Regions from separate parts of the Homo sapiens genome. Here region 1 is linked to region 2. A link is an interaction called in ENCODE POLR2A ChIA-PET data of the cell type or tissue named here. Cell type or tissue: A673. All regions are shown on one strand. Links, peaks and the distances in the headings refer to the core of each region. The heading gives the core; the rest is flanking DNA.

Region 1 (8,000 bases), core at 1-8,000, 140 kb after region 2:
AGAAAGTGGTGCTGGTGTTTCTGCAGCACAGGCTCGGCATCTTCGGCTTCCTGAGGTGGCGGGGCCGGTACCCTTTGGGACCGCAGCTGTGGCCAGAGCGGCGGGGACTGGGTGGGAAGGGAGGGGCGGGGCCTGGGGCGGGGATGGGGGGGGTGGGGCCGCGAGGCGGGGGCGGGGCCTGGCGCTCGGTGGAAGGGGCGGGCGCTCCATACCATCTGGATGGGGCGAGCTAACTCCAAGGAAGGGGGTGTGGTCGCAGGACTGGGTCTTAGAGGGGCAAGGCTGGGCTGGGTGGGGGAAGCCCAGGAGGGCAGCCCAACGCGCCCCGACTGTCGAGGCCCGGGACCCTGACAGTGAACCCCACACGCCCAGCACGGACGACAGCCACGCGCGCGGGAACTGGGGGCTGCTGGACCAGATGGCGGCTCTGCGCTGGGTGCAGGAGAACATCGCAGCCTTCGGGGGAGACCCAGGAAATGTGACCCTGTTCGGCCAGTCGGCGGGGGCCATGAGCATCTCAGGACTGGTGAGAGCAATGCCCAGACGGACCGAGCACAGACTTAGGCTCCTGCGTTCCCACAAATGTATGCTCCACTGCACAGGCCATGTGCAGATTTGCGTGTACAGGAACGTGCCTGCCACAGAAATGCTCTCGCCCCTGCCAAGGGTACAGCCCCTCATAGCCAAGGATGTCTCCTCTGTTGAGGGATAGCACTGATGAGAAAACTGAGCCCCAGGAAGGGTAGTGCTGAGGCTTGGGGTAATCAGTGAATCCAGGTGCTACCCAGCACCTTCTGCCTCTCCACATTCCCCCAGAACTCTATCCCCTGAACAGAGCCCACCATCTGCCCCCTGGGCAAGGCTAGGACCTCACACCAGGCCTGCAAGCCAGGGGCATGAGTTGACGGGCTTTGCCCCTGACTCCTGTGTGACTGCTGACCTGGGATGTGCCTGGAATGTGGGTGTACTGTAAGGTGCCCTGTGAGGGGCATATGGCTGGGAAGTGAACACATCACACAGGACATTGCTGGCCACAGTCATAATAATACTCAACAGCTGAGCACTTCCTGTGTGCCAGGCATTCTTCTAAGCACCTTATGTGTCGTCATCCATGTAATTCCTTCAATAGTCCAAAAAGAAAAGTACTGTTGTCTCCATTCTACAGATAAAGAAACGAAGGCCCAGAGAATTAAGCAACTTTATCCAAAATTCACTAAAAAGCAGAGGAAAAAAAAATTTTTTTTTTTGAGACGGAGTTTCGCTCTTGTTGCCCAGGCTGGAGTGCAATGGCGTGATCTCAGCTCACCATTACCTCCGCCTCCCGGGTTCAAGCGATTCTCCAAAGCAGGGAAAGATTGTAAGCAGCAAAGTGACATGATCAGATGTGCATTTAGAGAGATGGCTCAGCCTGCTGCATGGGACTGGGTTGGCAAGAAACAGGAGCAGAGACTCGGAGAGCTACTGGGAGGGGCAGGGATGGGGATAGGATATATCCTAGGAGAGATCATGGGGCTGGCTCTAAAGCAGGGGCAGGAAAGATGGAGAGCAGAGGATGGCTCAGAGTGATCCAGGAGGCCAAATGGGCAGGACTAGGGCAGCTGGGGTGTGGTCATTAGCAGAGATAGGGAAGGCCCCTGGGGCTGGGGGATGGTATGGGGTAAGGAATGCCACCCAGACAGGGATTGGCTGGAGCAGGTTTGGGGCATATGAAGTCTGAGGTATCCAAGGGACAGGATGGGAGGCCCTAGATGTACTTGTTCCCCCAACTTGGGCAGTGGAGAGAGGCTAACAGCTGTCAGCACAGGTAACAACCTGGGGAAACCATGAGGTCCCTTCCACCTACCCCTCATTTCTAGCCCTAAAGTAGAGGGAGACCACTTTTCCACACCAGCAGATTCCCTCCCCCAATCTCACATCCCCTCTGGAACCCACTGGGGCCCACTGTACAGACCAGAGGCAGGAATACCACTGGCTTTAGGTCTAGGACATCACCCCAGGACTCCTGACTCCCTCCCAGCTACTTGCCCTTCCTGGCTTCACTCAGGCTGCCTGCCCATGGCCAGACAGATGCCCAGAACAGCCCAGGTGTCTCTACTTGGGCATCTCACGGGTGTATTCCTCCCTGTTCTTGCAGATGATGTCACCCCTAGCCTCGGGTCTCTTCCATCGGGCCATTTCCCAGAGTGGCACCGCGTTATTCAGACTTTTCATCACTAGTAACCCACTGAAAGTGGCCAAGGTGAGTGCCTCTCCTTCCCCAGGGCTCAGCATGGAAGGGCAGGATGGAAGCACCACTGAGCATCCTTTCTTCTCTCTATAGAAGGTTGCCCACCTGGCTGGATGCAACCACAACAGCACACAGATCCTGGTAAACTGCCTGAGGGCACTATCAGGGACCAAGGTGATGCGTGTGTCCAACAAGATGGTAGGTAGAACATTCCAGCTGCCTGACCTGGCTGCCTGAGGGCCATCCTCCTATCCTGGTACCCAGCCACCCCCAACTACTTCCCCAGGGACCCTGTCTCAAGAGCACACGAGGGAGACTTCCTTTAACTCTGATCCCTTCCTCTCCCCCATAGAGATTCCTCCAACTGAACTTCCAGAGAGACCCGGAAGAGGTAAACAGGCCACATTCTGCAATTTGAGTATTTATTTAACACCTACTTTGTGCCAGGCACTTGGGATACTTAGGGAATTGTTCAGGCCAAGATCCCTTCCCTAGTGGAGCTGATGTTCCAGTGGGGAAGGAGAATAAACCCTATAAATAAATATATTATCCACCTCCTTAGAAGGTGATAGGTGAATAGCAAGGAATGGAGAGGGTAAAGGGGTTGGACATTTTGGGAGGTATGGACTTTTAAATAGAATGGCTAGAACAGGACTCAGTGAAGTGAAATTTAGCAAAGATTTTCAAGAGGTGAAGGAGTGAGCTATACAGATACCCGCGGCCATCCCAAGTCCACGTAATTTGGTCCTGCCTATCCTGCTCCCCTCCCACACCCATCCTCCTGGGGCTCACCATGCCAGCCCCAGCCTTTTCCCAATCAAAGAACCTAGGCTAGAGCAGCCTCTGAAGGGGCACCCAAGGTTGCAGGGACCCTGGGAGGATACTTGAGGAGACTGGCTGGAAATGCCCTTTGCCTTGTAGATTATCTGGTCCATGAGCCCTGTGGTGGATGGTGTGGTGATCCCAGATGACCCTTTGGTGCTCCTGACCCAGGGGAAGGTTTCATCTGTGCCCTACCTTCTAGGTGTCAACAACCTGGAATTCAATTGGCTCTTGCCTTATGTAAGTGAGTAGGAGTTCAATTGGCTCTTGCCTTACGTAAGTGAGTACCATAGTGGAGGCAGGGAAGGATGCCTCTTGGACGGTGCTGGGCACCAGGTCAGATGCCAGTAGCCCCTCTGTGGATGCCCTATGTTTGGGAGCCTCCTGTAGTCCCTGTACAGTGAAAACTGGCCATGAATGATGGAGGGGAAGAAGGGAGAAGTATGGCCTGCTGGAGATTTGAGGACCACAAATTCTCAGATCATAGTTTAGATGGGTTATGATGTTCATTCCCAAGCCTCTAGGCAACTGCAAATCCTGAAGCCCTCCCTTGCTCCTGGGTCAGGGTAGATGCCCCAACTCAGGATGGACCCCCACTCAGTACCACTTCAGCTCTGGCCCAGGTGGTAGTGATGAGCAGGATGGGAGCAGGGGGACAAGAGAGAGTCATGGGCCCTTCCTGGGCTGTGTGCTGTGTCTGATAACTCATCATTAGATGGGCAAGACCTTTGGGGCCTTTGTAGCTCTGGCCAGAATCCCTCCTAATGCTCAGGCCTGACCCACACTGGGGTCCTTGTCTTGTGAACAGATCATGAAGTTCCCGCTAAACCGGCAGGCGATGAGAAAGGAAACCATCACTAAGATGCTCTGGAGTACCCGCACCCTGTTGGTGAGGGACCCAGCTGGCAGGGGTGCTCAGTTCGGACAGGGTTGACCCCCCTGTTTTTTTTAACCTAGTAGCTGCTCTTTGCAAAGGGGCTCCCAGCCAGGGTAAGGATCTTTCTTGGAGGGTCTGGGGTTTGCTGTGGGATCAGATGACTGCTTACAGGTAAGGTGCTCAGGGTCACAGGGGCAGTTATGCAGCAAAATCAGGGGTTACAATCAGCAGAGACAGAAACTTTCCCAGGAAGCTCCCTTTCTCCCCCTCCCAGGCCAAAAACTCCTGGGGGGCTGAGCATGGATCCAAGTCACTGGTGGGCCCACCTCTGGCCCAGCTGGCACCCAGGCCTCAGGTAAGTGTGGCCTCCTCACTCAGAATATCACCAAGGAGCAGGTACCACTTGTGGTGGAGGAGTACCTGGACAATGTCAATGAGCATGACTGGAAGATGCTACGAAACCGTATGATGGACATAGTTCAAGATGCCACTTTCGTGTATGCCACACTGCAGACTGCTCACTACCACCGAGGTATGCAGGGTCCCCAAGAGTGGCCACACTGGCCCCGTCCACTCTCCAGGTGTGCTGTTTACCAACTGGGCTTATCGACTGCTCCCCTACCCTCTCTGTACTTCTGGGCTAGTATAGGATTCTAAGATATCACAGAGGAGGCAGCATGCTATCAACTACAAGAGAGGAAGGGGCCAGGCACGGTGGCTCACACCTGTAATCCCAGCACTTTGGGAAGCCGAAGTGGGTGGATCATTTGAGGCCAGGAGTTCTAGACCAGCCTCACCAACATGGTGAAAACCCATCTCTACTAAAAGTACAAAAAAATTAGCCAGCTGTAGTGGCGCATGCCTATAGTCCCAGCTACTCAGTAGGCTGACGCAGGAGAATCGCTTGAACCTGGGAGGGGGAGGTTGCAGTGAGCCGACATCACACCACTGCACTCCAGCCTGGGCAACAGAGCGAGACTCCATCTCAAAAAAAAAACAAAAAAAGTATAAGAGAGGAACTGTTCTTCCTTAGGAACAAGGGCAGGACCTCAAACAGTCCAGAGGAGAAGCCTGGGGTGGTCAGGGAAGGCTTCCTGGCTGAGAGGACAGGCTTAGGGGCACCTTGAAAGTTCAGGCTGACTGGGGCTAGGGGAACATGTGGGTAACAGGTTAAAGGGGGGGGGGCTGGAAAATGCAGACACCAAAGACCCTTCAATATGAGGCCAAGAAAGGAAGGTTCAGAACAGGGAAAAGGAAGGCTTCCATGATCCTGGCCACAATCCTGTGAATTAGGTTTTAGTATTCTCAGTCTGAAGATAAGGAATTATTGATACAATTCAGAAAGGTAGAGCAACTTGCTTTAGGTCACACAGTGAATGAGTAGTGCAGACAGGATTCAAGTCTGCCCCCTTGATTCTGAAGCCAAAGCTCTTTTTCCTGCTTGGTGCAGGTGAGTGGGAGGCATGGGGTGGATGAGAAGCCTAGGCAGAGGCTTTTCCTGCATCCCTCCTCAGTTTCCCTATTCACAGATGCCGGCCTCCCTGTCTACCTGTATGAATTTGAGCACCACGCTCGTGGAATAATCGTCAAACCCCGCACTGATGGGGCAGACCATGGGGATGAGATGTACTTCCTCTTTGGGGGCCCCTTCGCCACAGGTGCAAAGGTCCCACCTGATACCCCAACTGGGTGTCCAGTCTCCCACCTCTGGATGCAGACCCACCCCTCCATTGGCTGGCCACAGGGAGCTCACCAGTTCCTAATCTGTTATGCTCTCCCAAATGAAAGTCTTCTGCTCCGGAAGCAGCAGAAGCAGCAGGAGTAGGGTGGGAGGTCAGTGTCCCCTGCTCTGTCCGAAATCCCACATCCCATTCTGCCCCCAGGCCTTTCCATGGGTAAGGAGAAGGCACTTAGCCTCCAGATGATGAAATACTGGGCCAACTTTGCCCGCACAGGGTGAGTCTGCCCCCCAGCACATCTGGGCATTCTACCTGCCCAGTGCTGGACCTGAAGAAGCCAGCTGCTTCGGATATTTGCCCCAGCATGTCCTACAGGAACTGCCCAGTCGGCCCAAACAGGGTGCCCCTTCTTCTTCAGCTTTCCTCAGTCAGTCACCGGATCCTAAACGTCTCTAGAATGTGTCCTTCTTGATCCATGACCCACACTCTTCATTCACTCAAGCATTCCACAGTCATTCACCACTGCACTCTTTTGGGCCCAGCCCCAGTACTGGGAGCTGGAATTCAAGGATGTTGCAGACATGAGCCCCATCCTCCAGCAGCTCACCACATAAAATCAGGAAATTACAATCTGGTACGCTGAGAGCTGTACTGGGGGAGCACAAGGCACTTTGAGAGCATAGAGGAGGTGTCTGGCCCAGCCTAGGGGGCAGGTGACATGTAAAGAGAGCTTTGGCTAGCCTTGTGACTATTTTCTTAAAGTCTCGCTCTGTCACCCAGACTGGAGTGCAGTGGCGCAATCCCAGCTCACTGCAATCTCCGCCTCCCAGGTTCAAGCGATTCTCCCACCTCGGCCTCCTGAGGAGTTGGGATTACAGGCCACCACGCCTGGCTAATTTTTGTATTTTTGTAGAGGTGGGGTTTCACGTTGGCCAGGCTGGTCTTGAATTCCTAACCTCAAGCTATCCACCCACCTCGGCCTCTGAAAGTGCTGGGATTACAGGCATGAGTCACTGCGCCTGGCCTCTCTCCTTTCAAATCATCCTCCTTATGACACTCAAAGTGTCTTTCTTCTTCTTTTTTTTTTTAAATTTTTTTGAGACATGGTCTCACTCTGCTGCCCAGGCTAGAGTGTAGTGGTGCAATCACAGCTCACTGCAGCCTTGACCTCCCAGGCTCAAGCAGTCCTCTCACTTCAGCCTCCCAAGTAGCTGGGACTACAGACACATACCACCATGCCCGTCTAATTTTTTTTTTTTTTTGAGACAGAGTCTCGCTCTGTCACCCAGGCTGGAGAGCAGTGGTGCAATCTCAGCTCACTGCAAGCTCTGCTTCCCGGGTTTATGCCATTCTCCTGCCTCAGCCTACCGAGTAGCTGGGACTACAGGTGCCTGCCACCATGCCTGGCTAATTTTTTTGTATCTTTAGTAGAGACGAGGTTTCACCATGTTAGCCAGGATGGTCTCGATCTCCTGACCTTGTGATCTGCCCGCCTCGGGCTCCCAAAGTGCTGGGATTACAGGTGTGAGCCACCACGCCTAGCCTAATTTTTGTATTTTTTGTAGAGATGAAGTCTTGCTATTTTGCCCAGACTGGTCTCCAACTCCCGGGCTCAAGCAATTTTCTCACCTATGCCTCCCAAAGTGTTGGTCTTACAGGTGTTAGCCACCATACCCAGCCCAAGGGGTCTTTCTGAAATAACATCTGACCAAGTCACTCTCCTGTTTAAAACTCTTCATGGCTTCTCTCTGCCTCCAAGATAAAGTCCCAGCTCCTCAACCTTGCGTGAAAGGCCTTTCAAAATCTTTCCTATGTCATCTCCTTTCCACTTTGATCCCTTTCACACACTCTCTTTTTTTTTTGTTTTTGTGTTTGTTTTTGAGACAGTCTCGCTCTGTCACCCAGGCTGGAGTGCAGTGGCGCGATCTCGGCTCACTGCAATCTCCACCTCCCAGGTTCATGCTATTCTCCTGCCTCAGCCTCCCGAGTAGCTGGGACTACAGGCACCCGCCACCTCGCCCGGCTTTTTTTTTGTATATTTAGTAGAGACAGGGTTTCACCATGTTAGCCAGGATGGTCTCGATCTCCTGACCTCGTGATCCGCCCACCTCAGCCTCCCAAAGTGCTGGGATTACAGGCATGAGCCACCAGGCCTGGCCACACACACACTCTGTTTTTACCTAACTCTTGACTTGTGCTTCCTCCAAAAGCCTTGGTCTTTTATATCTCTCAACCTGGCACATACTGTTTGCTCTGCCTGGAAGGCCCACCCCAATACACACTTTCCTACTCTTTATTAAAGTTCTAAGTATCATCTCCGTAAAGCCCTCTGGAACCCCAAGTCCCAAGGGCAAATTAAACGAGGGAAGGGTGAAAGAAAGAAGCAGGATGAAAA
Region 2 (11,812 bases), core at 1,777-9,776:
CTGTAATCCCAGCTGCTCAGGAGCCTGAGGCAGGAGAATCGCTTGAACCCAGGAGGCAGAGGTTGCAGTGAGCTGAGGTCGCACCACTGTACCCCAGGCTGGGCGACAGAGCGAGGCCCTCTCAAACAGAAAGAAAGGAAGAAATGAAATTCCAACCAGTATTCCAAATCAGATAGAAGGGAACAGCATGTTTGAGGCCAAGGGAAGGGCAAGTGTGCAGGCTCAGAGGTGAGAGAGAGCCCAGTGTGGTTGTGGGGCTCAAAAGGCTCAAAGGGGCTAGAGCCCTGGGGGAAACCTGGGACCCCCTCCCCAGGCTGACGGGGAGCTACCAAGGGCTTATAGTAGAGGAGGGGCAGGGCCAGGCCTGCAAATGGGGAACATCCCTGAGGAATGCGGATGGGCAGGCAGGAATGGTGGCAGGGAGCAAGGGGTGGCCTGTGTCCAGGCGGGAGGGGACAGGGTGGAGGGAGGTGGGAGACAGAGGGCTGGATGAGAGAGATTTAGGAGGTGGTGCCCAAAAGACAGTGTTTGGCTGTTCAGGATAGAGAGGAGACCAGGGCATATCCCTGAGCAGAAAGTGGAGCCTTCACTTGCTCTGGGAACCCTACAGGGAGCTGGCCACATTGGACACGCAGCATTGTGGGGTCCTGGAAGGAAAATCTAAGGGGGCATGTGCCTTCAGGCCCAGGCCCTGCACACGCACAACCCCAAGAGGGGGTTTTATTTTTATTTTTATTTAATTTTACTTATTTATTTATTTATTTATTTATTTATTTATTTATTTATTTATTTTTGAGACGGAGTCTTGCTCTGTAGCCCAGGCTGAAGTGAGTGGCATGATCTCAGCTCACTGCAACCTCCGCCTCCCAGGTTCAAGCAATTCTCCTGCCTCAGCCTCCCGAGTAGCTGGGATTACAGGTGCGCACCACCATGCCCGGCCAATTTTTGTATTTTTAGTAGAGATGGGGTTTCACCATGTTGGTCAAGCTGGTCTCGAATTCCTGACCCCAAGTAATCCACCCACCTGGGCCTCCTAAAGTGCTGGGATTACAGGTGTGAGCCACCGTGCCTGGCCCTAGAGTGCTTTTTTTTAAATGTGCATCCTCACCCTAGTCCCTAGTCCAAGTCCAAAAAAGTGCCCAAGGGCAAGTTCACAGTTGGGCTTAGAGACCAAGTGATGATTGTGACCCAGATGAGACAGCGGCAGGAGCCGGAGACAGACACTGGGGGTGCTGAGGAGTGAGGGGAGGTGAGAAACTGGGACCTCACATGCATAAGTTTAGTTGTGAAGGGGGAGAAAGGGACAGTGGAGGGGGCTGCGGGGAGATGGAATGTCCGAACACCCTTGGGAAGGAGGCCCCACTGCAGGGCCAGGAGGGGCTGGTGGTGCATGTCATCAGCTCACTTTGACCACAGCTCCTGTCAATGTTACTATACCAGAAGGGAACTCCCAGGCCACAGGGCACTTTTGGGTCTTAGATTAACTTTGACCTCAGTGATCTGGGGAAGGGAGAGGCTTGCTCTATGGACCCCCCTCCCACTCCCATGCTTAGGGCAAACCTGTCTCCGGAGTGGGGAGGAATGGGGTATACAGGAGGAGCAGGCCAAATAGAGAGTTACCCTGCAGGCGCCCCTGGCCTGATCTAGGTAGGGGCCATTTTCTCCCTCCACTTTTGAGGAGATGGTGAGGAGAGGGAGAGAGGTGTCTGGAGGACAACATTTGCTCAGCTTGGAGGCAGGCAGCTGTGGTAACAGGGAAGCAACGCCAGTAATGTTCCTGTTAAAGCAGGTAAAGGGCCTGAGGCAGACGTCCAGCTCTCCCTGCGATCCAAGAACTGCTGTTACCCCATTTTACAGATGAGGATGATGAGGCTCAGGGAGGTTAGGTAGGCAGGTCACAGAGCAGGATTTGAACCAGGATCTGTCCAGTAACTCTTCTACTCTATACTAGAGCAACTGGGCTCAAAGGAGGGTGGGATGGGTATGGTGGTGGCCATCTGGAGGTGGCATAATAGCCCCAATGCTGCTAACTGTGCCAGGGACCCTGTCCAGCCCCTCCCAGGGATGGTGGCATCACAGGCCCGGCGCTGCAGAGGACTTGGAAAATGGGAGCTGGTTTTATAATAATTACCCCGAGACTGCCAAGAATCCTCACTCCCTAAGTCCTTTCCCTTATTCACTTTTTAAATTTAAAACTATTTTAAAGCTGAAAGTGGCCTCCTTATGTTATAATTACAGCCCCAGATTTGACCCTATTATATCCAAATGGGATGTCCCAGCTGGATCCCAGCACACCTGGCCTCAAGGGACCCAGGACTGGGTCCTAAGTCCTCATTCAGGACAAGATTTTCCCCTGGAAGTGATGCTGGGGACATTTGGGACACCCAAGACAAGATGAGCTCTACTTGCTCCCAGGACCCCAGAGGGGCCCTCCCTGGGCAGCCAGTGGTGGCCCTTGGATTGATCCAGGCAGGGCTGTGGGCCTGCCAGCAGCCACAGCCTGCGGAGTCTGTGCCCAGGCAAGGGTCACAGTCTTCCCTCCAGTGCAGGCTGTGGGCCCCAGAGCAAGTCCCTTCTATGGGGCGGGCCTCAGGAGGTGGGATGGTTGTGAAGATCTGATCCCCCTGAAGCTCCTTCTGCAGAGGGCTGTCTTCCAATCCCATGGTCACCCTATAGCTGCTGCTGTTGCAAAGGCTTGGGAGTGTCCCCTCATGGCTAGCGCTGGACACATACCCACTGGCGTGCTCATCTGTGGGGAGAGTGATCTGTGGACTGAGCAACAGCTGGAGACAGGAACAGAAATAGGTCTGAGGTGGAGGTTGCAAGATAACCTGATAGTTGATGCCTGGGAGGGAGCCACAGCTGATGTCAAAGCTAAGAGGGGTTGGAGCAGGGCAGAAGGCTTTCGGATGCAGTTGGAGCTGGCCTGGGGTTGGGGAGAGAGGTCAGACAACAGCCTGAGCATCTTGGGGATCCTCTCGCATCCATGGGTCACAACATCAACTCTGAGGCCACCCTCAAAGGCCAAATGTACTGCTGGTTGGTCAAGACTCGGGGGGAGGAGGAGATGTGACTCTTTGATCACGAAATGTTCTGGCATTTATCCTCTAGCCAGAAGCAAGGCCTGGGGAATGTATCTCTTTTGAAGTCTTATCTGCTCACAAATCCAAGGGCCCACTTACCCGGGTCATACCTGGGTTTTGCACCATCTGTCACTCAAACCCTCTGAAGCTTATTTCCTCTTCTGTAAAATGGAAATGACGTGTGAGCCATTTTTGTAATTTAAAATTTTCTAATACTGATATAAAATATATAGAAAGAGACATAAGGCCGGGTGCAGTGGCTCATGTCTGTAATCCTAGCACTTTGGGAGGCTGAGGCAGGAGAATCACTTGAGCCTCGGAGTTCAAGACCATCCTGGGCAACATAGCAAGACCCTGTCTCAAAAACAAAAATGTAGCTGAGCACCGTGGCTCATACCTGTAATCCCAGCACTTTGGGAAGCCGAGGCGGGCGGATCACCTGAGGTCAGAAGTTCGAGACCACTCTGGCCAACATGGTGAAACCCCATCTCTACTAAAAATACAAAAATTAGCTGGGCGTGGTGGTGTGCACCTGTAATCCCAGGTACTTGGGAGGCTGAGACAGGAGAATCGCTTGAACCCAGGAGGCAGAGGTTGCAGTGAGCCAAGATCGCGCCACTGCACTCCAGCCTGGGCAACAGAGCAAGACTCAGTCTCAAAAAAAAAAAAAAGAAAAGAAAAATGTAAAAAGAAACAAGTCATTTAAATAATGTACTTAATTTAACCCAATTATATCCAAAATATATGCATTTTAATCTGTCACTAATATTAATAGAAAAAAACTAATGAAATATTTTACATTTTTTGTGCTAAGTCTTTGAAATCTAGTGTGTGCTTTACGCTCACAGTACATCTCAGCGTAGGGCAGCCCCATTTCATATGCTCAAAGCCTTATTTGTCAGTATATAGTTGGACATCTTTTTTTTTTTTTTTTTGGGACAGAGTTTCGCTCTTGTTGCCCAGGCTGGAGTGCAATGGTGCTATCTTGGCTCACTGCAACCTCAGCCTCCCGGGTTTAAGCAATTCTCCTGCCTCAGCCTCCCGAGTAGCTGGGATTACAGATGCCCGCCACCACACCCGGTTAATTTTTTATATTTTTAGTAGACACGTGGTTTCACCATATTGGCCAGGCTGGTCTTGAACTCCTGACCTCAGGTGAGCCACCTGCCTCAGCCTCCCAAAGTGCTGGGACTGCAGGCACGAGCCATTGCACCCAGACTGCACATCTTAAAAAAAAAAAAGAAAAAAAGAAAAAAGTCATATGTGGCCCAGTATGGTGGCATGTGCCTCTAGTCCCAGCTATTCAGGAGGCTGAGGCAAGAGGATTGCTTGAGGCCAGGACTTCAAGGGTGTATTGCATGATGATCACATCTGTGCATAATCACTGCACTCCAGCCTGGGCAACACAGTGAGACCCCATTGCTAATTTTAAAAAATAAGAAAAAGGAAAAAAAGCCATATGTGGCCATTGGCTACCATATTAGACAGTACAGTCCTAAATGGATGTCACTCTGCTGGACAGGTGTCTGAGAAAGCCCTCTGGCTGGGCGTGCAGCCAGGCAAAGTGGCAGGAATGAGTCAGATCTGCTCCCGGCCTCTGTCCTCCACGAGAGCAGCCTCAGAACATTTGATGCCAAATTGGCTCCCTCTGCTAGGGCCTTCCTCCCCCAGGAAACCTCTCTAACCCCACTTCACTCCAGTGTGGCTGGCTCTGCCCCAGGCCACCCTGAAGGGCCTTTCCTGTTCCACTGAGAGAAAGGCCAAGACCCTCAGCAAGGAACTGACTGCAGAGGAGTGTTGGGAGTCAGGGGAGGTGGTAGTCCTGGCTTGGTTGAGATTTGATTAGTCTGGGAGGGTTTCCTGGAGGAGGGGCCCAGAATAAAGAAGCTGGCATTCCAGGAGAGGGGCAGAAGCCTCAGCTGCAGAGAGCATTTACCAGACAGAAAAAGAAGGCCTGGCTCTTGCCCAGCCTGTATCAACAAAAAGAAGAAGTGGGGCTGAGGAGACAGGGGCTCCCAGGCTGCAGAGATTTCAAATGCCAGGTAGAGCTTTACCCTTACATCCACAGGCCATGGGGGTCATTGAGGTCTAAAGCAGGGGCTGAGGACCTCCTGGGCTGGAGGAAGAGGACTCTTCCTGAGGCTTAGAGAGCACCAGGCATCACTTAGTTTGAATCCACCTTCTAACCCAGGGCTTGAGTGCAAATTCTGGCAAGTGCAATTCATCAACTTCTTCTGCTGCCTCTCCTCGGCCCTGCAGGATGGAATCATGCCTGGACCCTGGCAGTTTCCAGTTTGGCAGTCTATGAGTGTAACCTACATTCCTCCAGCTGCAACTCAAGTGCTTTTGTCTTCTGGGACATAGGAGGGTGAGCAGATGGTTCCTTTATTCCTACCAAGAGGCCCTCTTAGACTGGCATTGCGAGAAAGGCATAGGGGCACGTGAGCCCTGGGGGTCCCTCAGGTTTTTGGGAAGAACTTGAATCTCTTTCTCCTCCTCCTTTCTCAGCTCCTGCTCTCAGCATGAATGTCCAGACACAGGAGATACCAGAGGGCACACAGCCCTGTCTCTCCAGTTACCTAGACCCCCCAGGGACCTGGAGCATAGGCCCTTGCTACTGCTGATCTTGAGTGTTCAGGAGCAGGGTTTGGAGGTATAACTTCTTCAGCCAGAGCGAGCCATGATGGGGTCAGTATGCCATCTAGGAGCTGGGTGTCATGGCTCACACCTGTAATCCCAGCACTTTGGGAGGCCAAGACAGGCAGATTCCTTGAGCCCAGGAGTTCAAGACCAGCTTGGGGAATGAAGAGCAAGGCAATAGCAATGATTCTACAAAAAAAAAAAAAAAAAATACCAAAAACTTAGCTGGGCATGGTGACATGTCCCTGTAGTCCCAGCTCCTCAGGAGGCTGAGGTGGGAGGATTGCTTGAGTCTGGGAGGTCGAGGCTACAGTGAGCTATGATCCTGTCACTGTACTCCAGACTGGGCAACAGAGCAAAACTCTGTCTCAAACAACAACAAAAACAACAAGAACAACATCACACAAGCCATCTAGGGAATCCTAGGGCATCTAAGCTAATCCTATTATATAGATACAATAACTGAGGCCCAAAGAGGAAACAGTCTGTCAAAGTGAGTTGGCAGGAGAGCTAGGATTTATGACTTTTCACTCTATCCACACAGCATTATGTAACAGAAAGACCCCTGCCACTTGGCCAGGCTCAGTGGCTCACACTGGTAATCCCAGTGCTTTGGGAGGCCAGGGTGGGAGGATCACTTAAGCCCAGGAATTCAAGACCAGCCTGGCAACATAGCAAGACTCTGTCCCTACCAAAAATAAATAAATAAATAAAATTAAAATTAGCTGATGGTGGCAGTCCACACCTCTAGTCTTAGCTACTCAAGAGGCTGAGGTGGGAGGATAGCTTGAGCTCAGGAGCTCTGAGCTCTGATCACACCATTTCATTCCAGCTTGGATGACAGAACAAGATCTCATGAAAGAAAGAAAGACAGAAAGAGAGAGAAAGAGAAGGAAGGAAGGAAGCAAGGAAGGAAGGAAGGAAGGAAGGACGGACGGAAGGAAGGACGGACAGAAGGAAGGAGAAAGAAAAAAAGAAAGAAGGAAGGAAGGAAGGAAGGAAAGAAAGAAAGAAAGGAAAGAAAGAAAGAAAGAAAGAAAGAAAGAAAGAAAGAAAGAAAGAAAGAAAGAGAAAGAAAGAAGAACTCCCCGCTCCAAATAACTCCCTGGCAGCTTGTCATAGTGCCTGAAATCCTGCCATTGGATGTGCACTGTGCACAGGTAAGACATGGTTGCCTGATGAATGCAAGTGCCGCTGCGAAGGCCACAGTCAGTAACACCTTGTTGGGATGAAAAGGAGGATGTTATCGCCTCCTTTTCAGTCTGCTGTGTGAGCGCTTCGCCAGGCCTCAGTTTCCCCATTTGTAAAATGTGTCCATGGGAGTCCTGGAAGGCCTCAGGTAGAACTTGAAGGAGGAGAGAAAGTGGATTCCCTCCCCAGAAGTAGAGTCAGACTTGTGGCTGAGCTGGGGGGCAAAACACACAAGATCTCAGGCTATGGGTCACCCCATGTGCCTCCTAAACTGAAAGGGGCCACGGGGCTGGGGCAAAACCAGCAAGGGCTAATAACTGGAGGAGACCCCAAGCCCCCCAGACCTTAGTCCATCAATGTGACAGGACCATCTGTAGGCTGAATTTCCCAGCAGCCCAATAATAGGAGCGCAGAGCGAGATTTAATTGATTTACAGAAAATAAAGGCATTCTATGTTTTTCACATATCCAAGTTCGTGAACCATGACCCATACAACAACGAGGTCTGACTTTCAGAGAAGTCAATGCTTGGAAATGATTTCTTTCCTGGAGAGCGTGGCTCTAATGGTACAATTCCAGGCAGGGCCAGGTGAGCTGAAAAGATATTTTGGAGGCCGCCAAGCCTTCGAAGGTCTGGCCCGAGCACTAAATCCAGAAACCTGTGGTTTCTGGGGGTAGTGGAAAGACCCTGGAGGGGAACCCCTCCCCACTTTGCAGCTCTGGTCCACTGAGTGCAAAGAGGCTCACAGGCACCCTTTGACCCCAGGCTGGGGATGGAGTGCTCAGCGCCAACCTGGCTGCTTTAGCCGGCAGCAGGGGTGGCTATGGCAACTCCTAGGGGCTCAGGTCAGGGCATCAGCATCCAGTTTTACAGTCTTTGAGGCGCCTGCCTTGAGCCTGGCACCCCGTGAGGTCAGAGGTCATAGGTCATGATGCAGGGGTTTGGAGAAGTACCAGTGAGCAAAAATAAATGAGAGGGGGCCTGGAGAAAAATATCAGGTGTCTGTTAGCAGGCGAGAGCTTAACCACCTAAGCCAACCTTGCCAAGTCTTTGCTGTAAACTAAGACCCCTAGAGATGAACCCTCAGTATCTGAAGCACTCAGAACCTGCTATGGCCGGAGGTGCTGGGCTTTGCATTTCTTTTTCTTCCTTCTTTTTCTGCCCCTTTTCTGAAAACTGGGCTTGCAACTGTGGAAACGGAAATGAATAGCCAGCATTTAAGGTTCTGCTATCAGACCCAGAGCTCCTCACCTCTAAATATGTTTTTTAAGTTTTTTTCTTTTAACTTTGTATTTTGATATTTTATGTTTTATTTTTTTCATTGTATAGACAAGGTCTCAGTCTGTCACCCCAGCTGGCATCTGGTGGCTCAATCACAGCTCACTGCAGCCTCAACCTCCTGGTTCAAAGGATCCTCCTGCATCAGCCTCCCAAGTAGCTGAGATTATGGGCGCATGCCACCACGCCAGGCTATTTTAACATAATTTCAAACGTACAGAAAAGTCAAAAGAATAATACAATGAGAACAGGCATGGTGGCTCATGCCTGTAATCCCAGCACTTTGGGAGGCTGAGGTGGGCAGATCACCTGAGGTCAGAAGTTCGAGACCAGCCTGGCCAACGTGGTGAAACCCCGTCTCTACCAAAAAATACAAAAATTAGCTGGGCATGGCGGCACACACCTGTAGTCCCAGATACCGGAGAGGCTGAGGTGGGAGAATAGCTTGAACCCGGGAGGCAGAGGTTGCAGTGAGCAGAGATCGTGCTACCGCACTCCAGCCTGGGTGACAGAATGAGACCCTGTCTAAAAACAAAAAAACAAGGACATTCTCTTACATAACCACAGTACAAGAATCGAAATCAGGAAACTAGCATTGCTGCAATACTATTATCTAATCCACATACTTTGTTCAGATTTTGCTAATTGTCCTAATAAGGCCTTTATAACAACAACAACAAAAAAAAACCCAGACCATGCACTGCAATTAGCTGCTGAGTCTCTTTAGTCTCCCTTTATCTAGAACAACTTCCCAATCGCTTTGTCTTTGACCACATTGATAAGGTTGAGAAATACTGGTTAGGGCCAGGCGCGGTGGCTCATGCCTGTAATCCCAGCACTTTGGGAGGCCAAGGTGGGAGGATCGCTTGAGCCCAGGAGTTCAAGACCACCTCCGGGCAACACAGTGAGACTCTGTCTCTACAAAAAAAATTTAAAAATTAGCAGGGCATGGTGGTGCAGCACCCTGTGATCCCAGCTATTCAGGAGGCTGAGGTAGCGGATCTCTTGAGCTCAGGAGGTTGAGGCTGCACTGAGCCAATACTGTACCATTGCACTCCAGCCTGGGCAACAGAGGGATACCCTGTCTCAAAAAAAAAGAAGGGGAGGAGAGGGTAGGGAAGGGGAGGGGAAGGGAGGGGAAGGGAGGGAGGGGGAAGGAAGACAACTAGTTAGGTAGTAAGATATCCTCAAATTGGGTTTGTTTGATGTTTTTGCATGAAAATATTGAGGTTATTTTGTTGGAATATAATTAAAAATGATCAATTTTCAGTGTCATATCAATATCAATAGGCACTTGATATTGATTTGTACCTTTTTTGGTGATGTTAATTTTGATTTTAATTTTTTTATTGAAATGTAATATAGGTACAGAAAACTACATACCCTCCTTCTTTAAGGTTTTTTTTGTTTGGTTGTTTGGTTGGTTGGTTTTTTTTGAGACGGAGTTTTGCTCTTGTTGCCCAGGCTGGAGTGCAATGGCGTGATCTCGGCTCACTGCACCTCCACCTCCTGGGTTCAAGCAATTCTCCTGCCTTAGCTTCCTGAGTAGCTGGGATTACAAGCGCCCGCCACTGTGCCCAGCTAATTGTATCTTTAGTAGGGACCGGGTTTCACCATGTTGGCCAGACTGGTCTCGAACTCCTGACCTCAGGTGATCCACCTGCCTCAGCCTCCCAAAGTGCTGGTATTTCAGGCATGAGCCACTAGGCCTGGCCAGTATATACCCTTGATGCACTTTCACAACCTGAACACATCTGTGTAAGTAGGATCCAGATCAACAAAAGTGTATTTCCTGCACCCCAAGCCCCACATGTCCCCACCGAGTTATTACCTTCTCAAAGTAAACATCATCCTGACTTCTAAGAGTATAAATGATATTTGCCTGACTTTGAACTTCCAATAAATGAAGTCATTCTTTTCAGAAACCTCTTTTATTTCCGGATTTTTTGCTTATGTTTGTGAGATTCTCAGAGCCTACTTTTATATTAATAAATCCAATGCCTCCCATTATGAGCCTGAAATGAAATTCAAACTAATCTATGCACGCAATTTCAAAAAATCACTTTGATGCCTTAATTGTAATATAAAGGGCAGTAATTTATAATATATAATACAATATATGTATTTAAATGAATATAAATAAAATTGTATTTATAGGCTGGGCACGGTGGCTCACGCCTGTAATCCCAGCATTTTGGGAGGCCGAGGCGGGCGGATCATGAGGTCAGGAGATCAAGACCATCCTGGCTAACACAGTGAAACCCCGTCTCTAATAAAAATACAAAAAATTAGCTGGGCGTGGTGGTGGGCGCCTGTAGTCCCAGCTACTTGGGAGGCTGAGGCAGGAGAATGGCGTGAACTCAGGAGGCGGAGCTTGCGGTGAGCTGAGATCGTGCCACTACACTCCAGCCTGTGCGACAGCGTGAGACTCTGTCTCAAAAAAAAAGTAAAATAAAATAAAAAATAAAATTGTATGTATATACACAAATCATGTAATTTTAAATAAAAATAATATTTATGTCAGTATGTAAATGGTGGGGGACAACGCCACTAAAGATGTGATGAAGTCTTCTGATGTTTGTACCCATATTGTTTTTCTTCTTTTTTTTTTTAGAGATAGGGTCTCCCTCTGTCACCCAGGCTGGAGTCTGGTGATGCGATCATAGTTTACTGCAACCTTGACCTCCTGGGCTCAAGCGATCCTCCTGCCTCAGCCTCCCCAGTAGCTGGGGCTACAGGTGTGCACTACCATGCCTGGCTAATTTTTGTATTTTTTGGTAGAGATAGGGTTTCACCATGTTGCTCAGGCTGGTCTTGAACTCCTGGTCTCAAGTAATTCTCCCACACTGGCCTCCCAAAGTGCTGAGATTACAGACATGAGCCACCACACCCAGCCTGTACCTTATTTTGAAGCTCCATAAATAGCGGCTTCAGATGCATACCAGGCAGAGGAAAGTGAGTCTCTTTGCCCCCACGGTGTGAGTTTCCTAGATGATGATAACTCCTGGTAAAATTCTCAACACAAAGTACCATCTTCCCTCATTTCACATGATAATTGTATTCTTGGAAAATATTCTACATTTTAAGACTGTGCAAAAATCCCTTTGTGTTTCCAAATAAAACAGAGCAAGGTTGTAGGTTCAAATGATGATAAACAGATTGTTCATCAGATACCTGTAGAGACCTGGTTAAACAAAACAAAACAAAACAAAACAAAACAAGACTGGGCATGGTGGTTCACGCCTGTAATCCTAGCACTTTGGGAGGCCGAGGCAGGAGGATCACCCGAGGTCAGGAGTTCGAGACCAGCCTGGTCAACATGGTGAAACGCTGTCTCTACTAAAAATACAAAAATTAGCTGGGTGTGGTGGTGGACATCTGTAATCCCAGCTACTAGGGAGGCCAAGGCAGAAGAATTGCTTGAACCCAGGAGGCAGAGGTTGCAGTGAGCCAAGATTGTGCCACTGAACTCCAGCCTGGGCAACAGAGCGAGTCTGTCTCAAAAAACAAAACAAAACAGATCGTTCACCTGTCTGAACATGCTGGTGGGACACTCGAAGGTCAGGAAGAATTCAAACAATCCCTTGTTGTGTGGAACTGGGGAGGAATCCTGGCACCTG

The links. Peaks named below come from ENCODE experiments on the same cell type or tissue, not always from the same donor. Only the 100,000 strongest peaks of a DNase experiment are listed, where the experiment ranks them.
Region 1: POLR2A ChIA-PET joins it to region 2 with 14 read pairs; 2 of 35 experiments call an interaction of 5 or more read pairs at or near these places.

Annotation. Positions count from the first base shown.
Region 1 is chr16:67,000,936-67,008,935 of GRCh38, forward strand. CES4A (carboxylesterase 4A) reads left to right here. Exons shown (of 14, transcript NM_001364782.1): 4 at 1-55; 5 at 373-526; 6 at 2,135-2,239; 7 at 2,321-2,425; 8 at 2,580-2,618; 9 at 3,149-3,289; 10 at 3,858-3,938; 11 at 4,305-4,458; 12 at 5,456-5,584; 13 at 5,810-5,882. Among named protein-coding and RNA genes, the nearest start is that of CES4A, 16 kb to the left of the region's middle. RefSeq lists an enhancer at 71-972. In A673, for the core only: no CTCF peak of the experiment used is centred there; a DNase peak (open chromatin) is centred at 236; H3K4me3 peaks cover 114 bases.
Region 2 is chr16:66,854,495-66,866,306 of GRCh38, forward strand. It overlaps LOC124903699 (a long non-coding RNA gene), which reads right to left. Exons shown (of 4, transcript XR_007065088.1): 2 at 3,194-3,244. Among named protein-coding and RNA genes, the nearest start is that of CA7, 16 kb to the left of the region's middle. RefSeq lists silencers at 4,618-4,818, 10,540-10,733. In A673, for the core only: no CTCF peak of the experiment used is centred there; a DNase peak (open chromatin) is centred at 6,217.